2 separate regions of the Homo sapiens genome follow, and region 1 is linked to region 2. The links are chromatin loops, found by intact Hi-C in ENCODE. Cell type or tissue: heart left ventricle. All regions are shown on one strand. Links, peaks and the distances in the headings refer to the core of each region. The heading gives the core; the rest is flanking DNA.

Region 1 (6,650 bases), core at 1,911-4,410, 68 kb before region 2:
TTCACCATGTCGGCCAGGCTGGTCTTGAACCCCTGACCTCAGGTGATCCGCCCCTCTCAGCCTCCCAAAGTGCTGGGATCACAGACGTGAGCCACTGCGCTGGGCTCTTTCCCTCTTTAAATCAGATGTTCTTTACTTTTACTTGTGCCATGGGGACCTCTTTGACATTCTAATTAAGCTAATGAACCACTCTACAGAATATTTATTCTGTAAAATTAAACACATAAAATTAAAATGCATAGGATTACAAAGGAAACCAATTATACTGACATAAAGTTATCAATATGCAAAGAAGTAAATATGTCATATTGTAATACATGTCCTTTATTAAAATGCATTACTTACCAGTATCTAGTGGCAGGTCTAATAACTACTGTAATTTTGAAATAGTGATGAGTGGAAATGATACTTTGAGATATTGCAATAACTAATGTGATATGAAAAATCCTTGATGTCTAAGAAAATATCTTTGACGTCAAAGAAAATATCTTTGATGACAAGTTACAGAAGGAAATGATAATTTTAGTTAGAAGTTAGTAAAAATAAAAATAAAATTTTTTATCAACAGCCTGAATTCTGTCTGACACCCTTAGCCTTGCCTTAAATTTCACTCTTTCTTCTCATGCTGTACATTTTCCAGGGACAAACTCTGTGTCCCACTGTCCCCCAGCTGCAGCTGCTCCTTCAGTGTCAGTGACTCCTAAATGTGCACCTCTGCTGTCTAGGCAAAGGACTGTAGCACCTGGCCTGCATCTCCTGGGGCCTGCTGGATATCCTCCCTGAACAGCTCAGAGGACCTCAAACCCAGCCTCCCTCAGTGAACTCCTTGGCTTGAGCATCTCCCCACCCTCCTCCCACCACCCTGCCCTTCCTCCTTGTCCCTAACTCTGTGAATGGCATTAGTAACCACCACGTGGCTCCAGCCCCGAGCTGGCTTGACAAGGGAGCCAGTGCGCATGCTGCTGCGGGGTTTACGGCACAAGCCTCCTTGATACAGTTTATGAAAGTATAAACTTGTATGTCTTACAGCACTGGCCTGTGCTTGCCTTTACCTGGAATGTCTAAATTCCTACTCACCCAAAAAGGCCTCATTCCTCCTACTTACCTTTTCAACATGCATATCTGGACACTTTCCGGTTTAGCATCCGTTGGTGATGCCTCTTTGCTCCATGATGTGACATAAGAGGACTCTGCCTTCCTCACAGCATTTTCTTCTGCTGGTCCCTCAGCCTTACTAAGGTCCCTGCAGGCAGTCCCTCCAATGTCCCCCACCCCGTTTACCCTTTGCCTTGGCAGACTGAGTGAGTGCCCTCTCCCTGGGGACCCTTTCCCTTCCATGTCACCTCCAGGTCTCAGTTCTGTGGCCACTTCTCTGGAAAGCCTTTATGAGGACTGTTCACAGTGCAGGCCTTATCCACTGTCTCCCCCGCCCTTGCATTTGACCAGGGCCTGGCAGGGTTTAAGTGGTACGCACTCAGGAAGAAAGAGTTTTTAAAGTACATGGCTAGGAGCACCGACCTGGGTTCTAATCCCAGCTCTGTCTCTAACTGTGTGATCTTGGCAGTGTACTTACTAGCCTTTGGACGCCTCAGTTTTATCATCTGTAAAACTGGTATAATAGCCGGGCGCGGTGGCTCACGCCTGTAATCCCAGCACTTTGGGAGGCCGAGGCGGGCGGATCATGAGGTCAGGAGATCGAGACCATCCTGGCTAACACGGTGAAACCCCGTCTCTACTAAAAGTACAAAAAATTAGCTGGGTGCGGTGGCGGGCGCCTGTAGTCCCAGCTACTCGGGAGGCTGAGGCAGAAGAATGGCGTGAACCCAGGAGGCGGAGGTTGCAGTGAGCCGAGACAGCGCCACTGCAGTCCCGCCTGGGTGACAGAGCGAGACTCCGTCTCAAACAAACAAACAAACAAACAAACTGGTATAATAATAGAGTGGTAATGTTTAAATGAGTTGGTACTTATAAAGCACTTTAGAACCAAGCTTGGCTCATCGGAAGAGCTTATATAATAGCTATCCTTATTCATTTTAGTTAGTTTGTTTGTTTTGTTTTGTTTTTTGAGACGGAGTCTCGCTCTGTTGCCCAGGCTGGAGTGCAATGGCACGAAGTCGGCTCACTGCAACCTCCGCCTCCCGGGTTCAAGCGATTCTCCTGCCTCAGCCTCCTGAGTAGCTGGGATTATAGGTGCACTACTCCACGCCCGGCTAATTTTTGTATTTTTAGTAGAGACGGGGTTTAGATGGGGTTTCACCATGTTGGTCAGGCTGATCTGGAGCTCCTGACTCGTGATCCACCCGCCTCGGCCTCCCAACGTGCTGGGCTTACAGGCATGAGCCACTGCACCTGGCCTCATTTTAGTTTTAGTAGTACAGCTTGGGCTCATTTAAAAGTCATATCCTGCTATACTCTTATTATTGCGGGGTTTTATTAAAGAATGTAGTGTAATTTGGTGCCCACCACTTAACTTTTCTTCATCTTCATTAAGGTTAATATCAGATATTCATTTTAGAAGAATTAATTTATATGTGGCAAAAGGAAATAAATTTTTGCTGAAAGATAAGAGAAATTCTGGGAATACAGACATACAGACTGATGGAGACACAGCCCCACCAGTAGTTTATCTAGCTGAGTTGGGGATTTATTCATATTTCTTCCATTTCAAAGATTGTGTTGGTCTCCCAGGAGTATTTTTTGAAGCTCTTTCTGCAGAGGAGAGATCAATATTATTTATCAGAGGATTTCCTTGGGCATGCAAATCATCATATATGTTTGCAAACCAGATCCATGTAAAATAGATGGTTTTGAATCTACTTTTTTTGCATGAGCATTTTTATATCCTCTAGAAATATATCACTATTGTGGGGAAAAATTTAATAATATTTAACGACATACTGAATGTGACATTAATGTGCTCGCATAGCTGCTCCTTCTCTGTTTTTCTTCCAACATCAAAGTAATAACATTTCCCCTGAGGTTTGTTCAGCTCATCCAGCTTTCGCTTGGTTTTGCCAGCAGGTGGGGTACTAGCTCCTTTTAAAGTCATCAGCCACAGGTCTTGAGGCTCGTTTTCTTTTTTCCCTGAGAAAAGAAATTATCTTGCCCCCTCATTCTATGGTGACCCCATGAGATCCTCTTGAGCCCTGACCTGGGAGTGGGTAGAGGGGTGGGCAAGGTGTGTATTAGATCTAAAATAGTCTCCAGGATTTTCATGGGTGAATTTGTTGAGCTAATGGCTTATATTTCACAGGTTTTGAGTAACTTGAATTTTACCAGTAATTCATGTAAATCAGTTTGGCAACAGGTGAATCAAGCTTTGCCTGCATATTTGGTCCAATCTTATGGTTTAGGAGAAACAATAATTAAAGTTCAAAAACCTTGGTTATTGTGTTGAAATAAGTCTCATTTAAACAAAATACAAATCATGGCAACAAGCCATTAGAATTAAAACTGTTCTTGGAGTTGAAAACTAGGGGAAAATAAGTATACTGTGAACACATTGTGTTAAAAAGCTGATGTTCTAACAATATGCTAGAACATTACTGACTCTGTTTTAAGATCTAACTGCTTTAAGGAATTGATTGACTACATTTTTCTAGAATGAAACATAAATTTCTTATTTTGAAATCTTAGTGAGTGGTATTAAGTTCCATTTTAAAAGGCAGCTTAAAGATCCATGTTAAAAGACGTGTCTTAGCTTATACATCCATTCTAAATGTAGGTGGTGAAACTGAATTATAAGAATGTTTTTAAGATTTATAGACACTAAGTCAGAATCAGAAGTTAGAAGGTTCTTTGACAAAATTTCCTATTGAACTTATGTTAATCGTTGGATTTGATGAGGTTTTTAAGCTTATTCAATGTTATCTGAAAATAGTAATACTATCTACATTTGATTCTCAGAAATGATAACTTCATATGTCCCTCTTATGCAATGTGAAATTACAGTGCTATCTGTTCCATAACTGCCACACAACTTGAACAATATAAAAGTCATTTCATGGCCCTAATGGAGGGCAGACTGTATCCCCTTGCTTAAAATTAATCATTCACTTTATTGCAGTGTCTGAGGGGAGAGAAGGGAGTGAGAGTTCTCTTTGTTTAAGTTTGTGTTATGGTTTTCTTGGGCAGCAAGTACAAAAGTGCAGCCTGAAGCTGTAGCTCATTCTGTATGTGGGTTTTATTTCTCACAGCAGTCCGGTGTCTCTTTAACATATGGGGAGTGGTTTCAAGTTCATTACTAAAGCTTATAGGCTAAAGTGCTTTGTGGGCTTGGCTATGACTTAAGTTGCCTTGAGGGAGTCAGCCAAAACTGGGCTTGGGAACAGGAAGGCTTTGCCCGTTTATTTGGATTCTCAGGGTAGTCGATTTTGCCACCTCTTGGCTATCAGCTGCCTTGGAGATTGGTTTCATAGTAAGGATTCTTTCTTTAAGGTGATATGGAGCAACTGCTTTCACAGGGGCACCAGGTTAGTAAATAACATTTTGCACTTTCTGCTGCGTGTGTCAGATTTTCTTTCTGAGCTCACGGTGTGATGATAGGACAGACTGGGTTGCTGCGTTCTTTTAGAAAATAATGTGAGTTCGTTTATCCTGCAGAGGTTTAGGGGGTTATGTTTCTCCTTATAATATATGCATTTTTTGACCATATTAAATACAACTGGAAGCCAAGTGGAAATGACATATTAGTATCTGTGTTGGATTTGCAGTCCAGAGGTCTTGTTAGTAAATATCAGCCCTGCCCCCGCCCCCTTTTTTTTTTTTTTTTTTTTTTTGAGATAGGGTTTTGCTCTGTCACCAAGGCTGGAGTGCAGTTGAATGATCATGGCTCACTGTAGTCTCAACCTCTTGGGCTCAAGCGATCCTCCCACCTCAACCTCCTGAATAGCTGGGATTACAGGTGCATGCCACCGCACCCAGCTAATTTTTTTTTTTATACTTTTTTATAGAGACCAGGTTTTGCCATGTTGCCCAGGCTGGTCTCCAACCCCAGGGCTCAAGCGATTTGCCTGCCTTGTCCTCCCAAAGTGCTGGGATTACAGGCGTGAGCCACCTTGCCTAGCCTAGTTCCTTTCTTATAATTGCTTTCTTTGTGTCGTCGCACTAGACCTTCTAGGTATAAATATGATTTTATACACAGTTGATTTTATTTTTTGAAACGTTAAGTAGTGGAGTGTTGGGCCCCAGTTGGGGTTGTCCTCCCTCACCCCACTGGTGCGTGCTTGTCTGATGCACGGTTTTTCTTCAGGCCTACTCCTTGGAGTTTCAGTGAACCAGAATATCATTTTAATTTTTCTCTTTGAAAAGTCTGGCACTTTTCTGGAATGCCTCAAAATACTGGCATAAGAATTGATTCAGGCAGAATGTACAGGTGGATTAAGCCCAATTGAATTTTGTCTTCAGTTTTGCTGTTTTTATTCTCAAGTGATTCTTCAGAATACGAGATTACCCGAGGATTAAAGAACAGCTGTAAAAATGGAGTGTGACTTGTAAAACATAAAAGTATAGTTAATAGTAATTAAGAAATTAAGTCAATATAATTAAGCACAGAGAAAGACATTGTCTTCCTTAATCTCGTTAATTTAAAGATCTAAAGAGCAATTCTGCCTTTATTAATTTGCCACCAAAGCAATCTGGCATGAAATTGTTCTATAGGAGTAGTTCAATTTGGTGTTTTAAAGTTTGCAACACTTTATGAAATATAGTTTCTCTTGCTTTCATGTTACTTTAAGGATGCTTTAGTTCAGGGTAATGTACTAGTGTTTTAAATATGCTAATATGCTTCTGTTATTGCCATTTTATTCTCCTTTTTTCCCCACTGCGAAATACAGTGTATTAGAAAGGGTCTGTTCTTTCATGTTCTTCTCTGCTTAAAAAAAATTGAGGGGGAAGGGAGACAGAAATAGGTACTTAAAAAAGATCTCTGAGGTGATATGCTAAACTTTAAGGATCCCTTTCCCCATCAGTGCTAAGTTGAAGTTACAATGTTATGGCTGCATGCCATTTCGGGATTACAAAGTGGACTGTATTTTATACCCCCTAAGGCACAATTGTACAGCTGTGTTATTGCCCCTGCCTCTGTAGATATTTTCTTTAACAGTAAGTTTATTACATCATTTTAGCTTTCCCAAAAGTGCAAAGATTGCTATGACTTTGCTATGTTTTATATACATGCCATATATATGCTATTACTACGCATATATGCTATTGTGCAATTATTAATTATTAAATGATATTAAATTTTAAGGAACGACTTGTCCACCTGATTGTAGCTGCCTGATGATTTTAGAGAGAAATATTAAGACATTTTAGTCGTTGATTACTTGTTTGTGCTTGATGGGTACAGATAAAGGTCTTTAAAAGCTTACATGAAACTCATTTGTATCTTGTGGATCTCAGTTTCTGTGTTCCCAAGTGCTTCATAGCTTTTCATCTAGAGATGGTAACAAAGCAAAGACCACAGATTCGAAACAAAAATAATGTGGCAAAGGATTAGATAAGAGGGAAACTCCCTAAAAACCAGATTTTAGGGTTTTCCCAGAGAATATACACGTTAAAATGTTTCCTCCAAACGTGGGAGAAAAAAAAGGACTGTACAGTAGAGAGTTCAAAATCTGTAAATTTGGGGTAAAGTGTCTAAGCAAACC
Region 2 (6,650 bases), core at 1,693-4,192:
GAAAGTTTGGTGAAGATGTGAGAGAGACTAAAAATAATTTTTCTATTGAGCCTAGATTTTCATGCTTTATGTCTGAACACCAAAATTTTTTTAACTTTTAAATTCAGGGGTACAACTGCAGGTTTGTTAAATAGGTAAACTTGTAGCATGGGAATTTGTTGTATGGATTATTTTATCACCCAGGTATTAAGTCTTGTACCCACTAGTTATTTTTCCTGATCCTCTCCCTCTACCTTCTGAAAGGCCCTAGTGTGTGTTGTTCCCTTGTATGTGTCCATGTGTTCTCATCATTTAGCTCCCACTTATAAGTGAGAACATGTAGTATTCGGTTTTTTGTTCCTGTGTTAGTTTTCTAAGGATAATGGCCTCCAGCTCCATCCATGTTGCTGCAAAGGACATGATCTCATTCTTTTTTATGGCTGCATAGTATTCTGTGGTGTATATGTACCACATTTTCTTCATCCAGTCTACCATTGATGGTCATTTAGGTTGATTCAATTAAACATATAAAGAGATGGAACTCTGAATGTTTTCCTCTCTACTTTCAGCAAGAGAATGAATCGGGGTTACTTATTTTTCACGACTGCACTAGGATACCATTTTATTACAACACATCATTAGAAATAAAACCTTCACAGTAACTTCCCTCAAACAAGTAAAGAAAATTCTTGTTGTACAAGCATATTGCAAAAAGGAGCATTCAGAAACTTAACCAAACACTAGTATGCGTAGATCTGAGAGAGTGGGGTTATCTACCAGTCTCTGTATGGAGTCAGTATGTTAAATGTGTCAGAAATAGAATTAATAAAACAGGAGAATACAAAAGAAAAACAATGAACAGAGATTTTTAAAAGAGGGTGTTTGTAAAGGGTAGAGAAACAGAAGAGACAAAGGTTGGGCCGGAGACAAAGGTTATAAAGAAAATAAATCAGCATTGCATTACTAACTGACTCACAAACAAAGACTATTCCAGGTAAAAGAATACATGTTTTAAAAGTATTTAAGTTGGTTTTAAATGCAACATTCTTTAAGTTGGTTTTAATATTGTTAGTGTTTTTCAAATGATGGGTTGAGCCTCTTTAGTAATTGTGTATTAAAATAATTTGGTAAGTTGTGACCAGCATTTAAAAAAAAAAAGAATGGCATAGGATAGGAAAGGGAAGGGAAAAGAAAGAAAGGGTACAATGTAAGTGGTAATAAGGGCTACTAATTTTGGAAACTTTTATATCAGTTGTAGATAGATAGATAGATAGATAGATAGATAGATAGATAGATAGACTGACTGACCCGGTGTTGGTTTGGGTGTATAATGTATTTCTTTCTGCAGCTTATGGTCCAAAAGTTTAAAAGTTTTAAAGCCACTGACTTTCAAAAATGGTTAGTAACCTTTTTCTTTAAAGAGCAAGAGAGTAAATTTGTTTTAGGCTTTTCAAATCATGTATGGTCTCTGAAGCATATTTTTTTTACAACTCTTTAAAAATATAAAAACCATTCTTAGCTCACAGGCCATACTAAAACAGTCTATGGGCAACATTTGGCTTGTGAGCTATAGTTTGTTGACACCTATCTTAGAAGATAGATTTAATTTACCACATTTTATCAATACTAAGAGCTAAATGTAGTGTTTTCCAAAGTTGTACCATTTTACATTTTCACCAGCAATGTATGAGAGTTTCAATTCTTCCACATAATTGCTAGCACTTGATGTTGTCAGTCTTTATTTCAAAGGGTATACAGTAGTGTTTTATTATGATTTTAGCTTGTATCAGCAACATCGTTTCATGTTGAGCAAATTTTCATGTGCTATTTGGACATTGGTTTAACTGTTCAAATCTTTTCCCTTTTTTTTGAGAGGGAGATTGTGTTAGTCTTCTTATTTAGTTGTAGGAGGTATTTGTACATTCTAGTTAAAGTGATTGTTCCATTTCATTCTGGCCTCCATGATTTCTGTTGAGAAATTTTCCATCTCTTGAAGACATTGTTCCCCTCTAAGTAATGTGTTATTTTTCCTCTGAGTGGTTTCAATATTTTCCTTCTGTCTTTAGTTTTCAGCAGTTTGGTTATGATGTTTGGGTTTATCCTGTTTGGGGTTCTCTGAGCTTCCTGAATCTGTAGTTTTATATCTTTTGCTAAATTTAAGAAATTGTTAGCCATTATTTCTTTACACATTTTTTCTGAACTTTCCTCTTTCTCTCCTCCTTCTGAGTCTTCAGTGACACAAATAGTATCTTATTTATTTGCCTTCAAATTCATTGACTCTTTCCGCTATGACAGGGTCCCCAACCTCCAAGCCAAACTGGTCCCCAGCCTGTTAGGAACCAGGCCATGCAACAGGAGGTGAGCCAGAGCTTGTCGGGGGAGGTAGCGAGCATGAGCATTACTGCCTGAGCTCCGCCTCCTGTCAGATCAGCCGTGGCATTAGATTCTCGTGGGAACATGAACCCTATTGTGAACTACGCATGTGAGGAATCTAGGCTGCCCGCTCCTTATGAGAGTCTAACTGGTGCCTGCTGGCCTATCTGAGGTGCAACAGTTTCATCCAGAAATTATCCTTACCCCCAGCTCCCACCCATGGAAAAAATTGTCTTCCATGAATCCGGTTTCTGGTGCCAAAAAGGTTGGGGACTGCTGCTCTATGATCTCCATTCTGGTATTGAGCCTATCCTGTGAGGTTTGGGGAATTTATTGTTTGCTTTTGTTTTTCTAGTGTTTTTGGTAATAGTGTTTTTCACTTTGAAAATTTTTATTTGGTTCTTCTTTATATCTTTTTCTATAAGACTTTTTTGTCTTTTCATTCATTTTAAGAGTGTTCACCCTTATTAGAGCATTTTTATAATATCTGACATAGCCTTAAGTAGATAATTTCAATATCCATGTCGTCTTGGTATTGACATCTGCTGATTCCCTTTTCTGTACAAGATAAGGTTTTTTTTTTTTTTTTTTTCCTGGTTCTTTGTGTGCCAGGTACTTTTAATGTATTCTAGAACATTTTATTATTATGTTATAAGACTCTTGAGTCTTGTTTGAATCCTGTGGAGAATGTTAGTATTTTTGTTTTAGCAGGCAATTTACCAATTTCAGTTCAGGCTTAAAGTTCCAACCAGCCTTTTATGAGTGTTGTTTTAATGCCGGTTTTGTTGTTAATGCCTTTGTGGTGCTATTCAGATCTGCCCCATATGTGTGCCACCTAGTGGCCCTTCTGGGACTTCGGTGGTGGTCTATTCCTCAGTTCAGTTCTCAGCCTCTTTGGAGTGATGTTTAGGATGAAATCCATGCATAGGCAGCTTGGGAATGAGCCAGGAAATCAGAAACAACTTTATGGAGCTGCTTTTCTGAGCTCCTCTCCCCAATTTTTAGTTTCCCATGGCTTCCCTTTTTAGTCTTCTAGCCAGAAAGATGGGTTTTTATTTACTGTGCTCTGCAATGTGCTTTCTCTGATGGCACCCATGTCCAGAGCCAAGCCAGGTGTATTTACATCTCCATTGGAGAGGAGATTTCCCCTGCCTCAGAGGTTTTAGTAACTTTGGGCTTTCCACTGCAACCCTGTCACTACCAGAGATCCTTTGCTTTCTCCCCAAGCCTGAACTAGAGGATTTTTGAAGTTCTCTCTGTGCCAATGCCTGTTTCCAAGTTTTCCCTCCAAGTCAAGGAATCAAAGGGAGAAAAATGTTAAACTTACCACTGGTTAGGTGGTACTTCTTTTTCTATATTGAGGCTTCCACTTATTTAGCTCTTATGTAATTTTTCTCAGCAATATTTTGTATTTTTCTATGTATAGGTCTTTACATATTTTGTTAAATTTTTTACTGAGTACTTTATGTTTTTTGATATTATTGTAAATTATATTTTAAAATTCATTTTCCATACAGAACTAGAAATGCAATTGATTTTTGTGTATTTACCTTATAGCTTGTGACCTTGCTAAATTAATTTATTAGTGCTGGTAGCTTTTTTGTAGATTGCTTAGGGTTGTCCTATAGATGATTATGTGATCTACGAATAAAGACAGTTTTACTTCTTCTGTTCTAATCTGTATGCTTTATATTTTATTTTCTTGCCTTGTTGCATTGGCTAGTATCACCAGTAAAATGTTGAATGAAAGTGGTGAGAATGCCTTGTTTCTAATCTTAAGAGGAAAGCATGCAGTTTTGTTATGTTATGTGTGATGTTAGAGATAGATTTTTTTATAGGTACCCTTTATTACACTACGGAAGTTTTTTTCTATTTCTAATTTGTTGGGAGTATTTATTGTTAATGGATATTGAATTTCATCATTTCTTCTGCATTTGTTGAATAATAACGTTTTTCTCCTTTTTGTTGTTACTGTGGTGAATTGCACTGATTGATTTCCAACTTTTAAACCAACCTTATATCTTAGGATAATCCCACTTGATCATGATGTAGTATTATTTTTCTAAGTTGCTGTGTTTTTGGTAAATATTTTTACTTCTGTGATCATAAGGGATGTTCTTTAGTTTTCTTGCATTGTCTTTATTTGGTTTTAGTATCAGGATAATGCTGACCTCATTAAATAAGATAGTAAGTGTTCCTCCTTTGTTTACTGAAAGAATTTAGGTAGTACTAGCATCATTTCTTTCTTAAATATTTGATAAAATTCAAATATTTAATAAATTCTGTAAATGTTTAATAAATTCTGTAAAGTTGGCAAAGTCTGTAGTTTTCCCTGTAGGAAAGTTTTAATTACAAATTCAGTTTTTCAATAGCTATGAAGTCAGTTTCAATTTCTTTTTATTTTCATTATGAAAATATTTTATTCAAGGAATATGTTTATTTTATTTAAATTACCACAAATATTGGCATACAGTTATTTTTAATAGTTATTATTCATTTAATATAATTATAATGCCTCTAGGCCCTATAGTGATTACCTGTCTTTCACTCCTTTTTTTTTTTTGAGACAGGGTCTTCCTTTGTTGCCCAGGCTGAAGTGCACTGACATGATCGTGGCTCACTGCAGCTTCAACCTTCTAGGTTCAAGCAATCCTCCTACCTCAGCCCCCCGAGTAGCTGGAACTACAGACATGAGCCACCATGTCTGGCTAATTTTTTAAATTTTTTCGTAGAGACAGGGTCTTGCTATGTTGCCCAAGCTGGTCTCAAACTCCTGGGCTTATGCAATCCTCCCATTTTAGCCTCCCAAAGTGCTGGGTTTATACATGTGAGCCCATCCTTTCAATCATTTTTTTGTCATTTATTTTTAGCCTTGCTAGAAGTTCACAAATTTTATTGATATTTCAAAGAGTCAACATCTAGTTTCATTGAATTTTCTCTGTATTTTTTCAGGTTTGTATTTCATCAAGTTCTACTCTTATATTTATTATTCCCCCATCTTCTTACTTTGGGTTTAATGTCTTCTTTTTCTATCTTTTAAGAAAGGAAAGTCTGATCATTAATTTTTAATTTTTTGTCTTTCTCATGTAAGCATTTAAAGTCATTAAATCTTCTAAGTGGTACACTTACTTAGAGGTACGTCTTAATATCTCCGCAATCAGGATGCATCTTATGCTCTTACAGTTATAGTTGTCATGATGTTTTCTTTCTTAGTGGTACATGCAGTAACGATGCATCCTACAGTCACTGGTGTCCTAGATCCAATGAAATGTAATATTAAACAATAACTTTGTTTACAAGTAAGTAAAGATTCTTACATAATAATGCTTGGTAAGTTATAGCTGCTTTCTTCTTGCCATGCAGCCATGGTTTATACTTTTATAGCATGATATAACAAAATCTTTTTTTCTTTTTATGCATTATCCTCAAAATTGAGGGCTCCTCAAGAGCTATCTTAAGATTCTTCAAAGTATCTTGTAGAATGCTTAGCATACAAGGGTACACATGTTTGTGGATTAAATGAAATAAATGATGATAAATACTTAATTGCAGAGTATGACATTAAAAGTCTCCCCCATACCGAAGCTCTTTGAGCCCATATTTAATGTACACATCAAAAAATTGCAATTGTATATATGTTGTTGGCTATCTCTCACTTTTGGTGAACTAGCAGTGCACAGCAATGCATTTTACTATTTTAAAACAGATTTCCTTTTAATGCTTCTTTGATCTTTTCTGATCAATTGCTGTGCTTTATTTGTTTGTTTGCTTGTTTGGACATAGATTACCTTTGAGTTTGTTTCCTACTCTCAATTAAATATGCAAGACTTACACTGTCCAAACTCTTCCATTTGTCTGTTTCCTTATTTATTTTACCCAATAACGTTTCCTTTAGAAACTTTATCTCTGGGTTTTTATTTTCTTTAACTGAATGAAATAGAGCATAAAATTGATTTCTTTTAATCTCTTTAGCTCCTTAAAGCACTGTTGATTTCACATGCTTAGAGGGCTGCCTGGGAGGGCAATACTCCAGTGCAGAATTCCATAAGGCTTTCATCCTGACATAGTCTACCTCTGCTGCCTCAGGTCTAGCAGTTCAGTGGAGAAAGGAGTATTTTCTACTGCTTCTTTTTTCTAACTACAGGGAAGTTACATCATGTACATGTTTAACTCAGAAACTAACTTTAGAACCCAGCCCCAGGGGAAAAATGACTCTATTGTACTCTTAGCTGCCTTGTGAAGCTTAGCTTACCTTAGCTGCCTTATGCCTTACTGAAGGAGAAGAGCCTAGGAAAAAT

The links. Peaks named below come from ENCODE experiments on the same cell type or tissue, not always from the same donor. Only the 100,000 strongest peaks of a DNase experiment are listed, where the experiment ranks them.
Region 1: a loop joins it to region 2, with 2.9 times the contacts of the local background. A loop is called at or near these places in 38 of 110 quality-filtered maps.

What each region holds. Positions count from the first base shown.
Region 1 is chr3:171,769,017-171,775,666 of GRCh38, reverse strand. The region is part of intron 1 of PLD1 (phospholipase D1); the gene reads left to right. Among named protein-coding and RNA genes, the nearest start is that of PLD1, 38 kb to the left of the region's middle. In heart left ventricle, for the core only: a CTCF peak has its summit at 3,005 (motif pointing right); no DNase peak of the experiment used is centred there; H3K4me3 peaks cover 576 bases; H3K27ac peaks cover 907 bases.
Region 2 is chr3:171,700,753-171,707,402 of GRCh38, reverse strand. All of the region lies in intron 11 of PLD1 (phospholipase D1), which reads left to right. Among named protein-coding and RNA genes, the nearest start is that of PLD1, 110 kb to the left of the region's middle. In heart left ventricle, for the core only: a CTCF peak has its summit at 3,204 (motif pointing left); no DNase peak of the experiment used is centred there.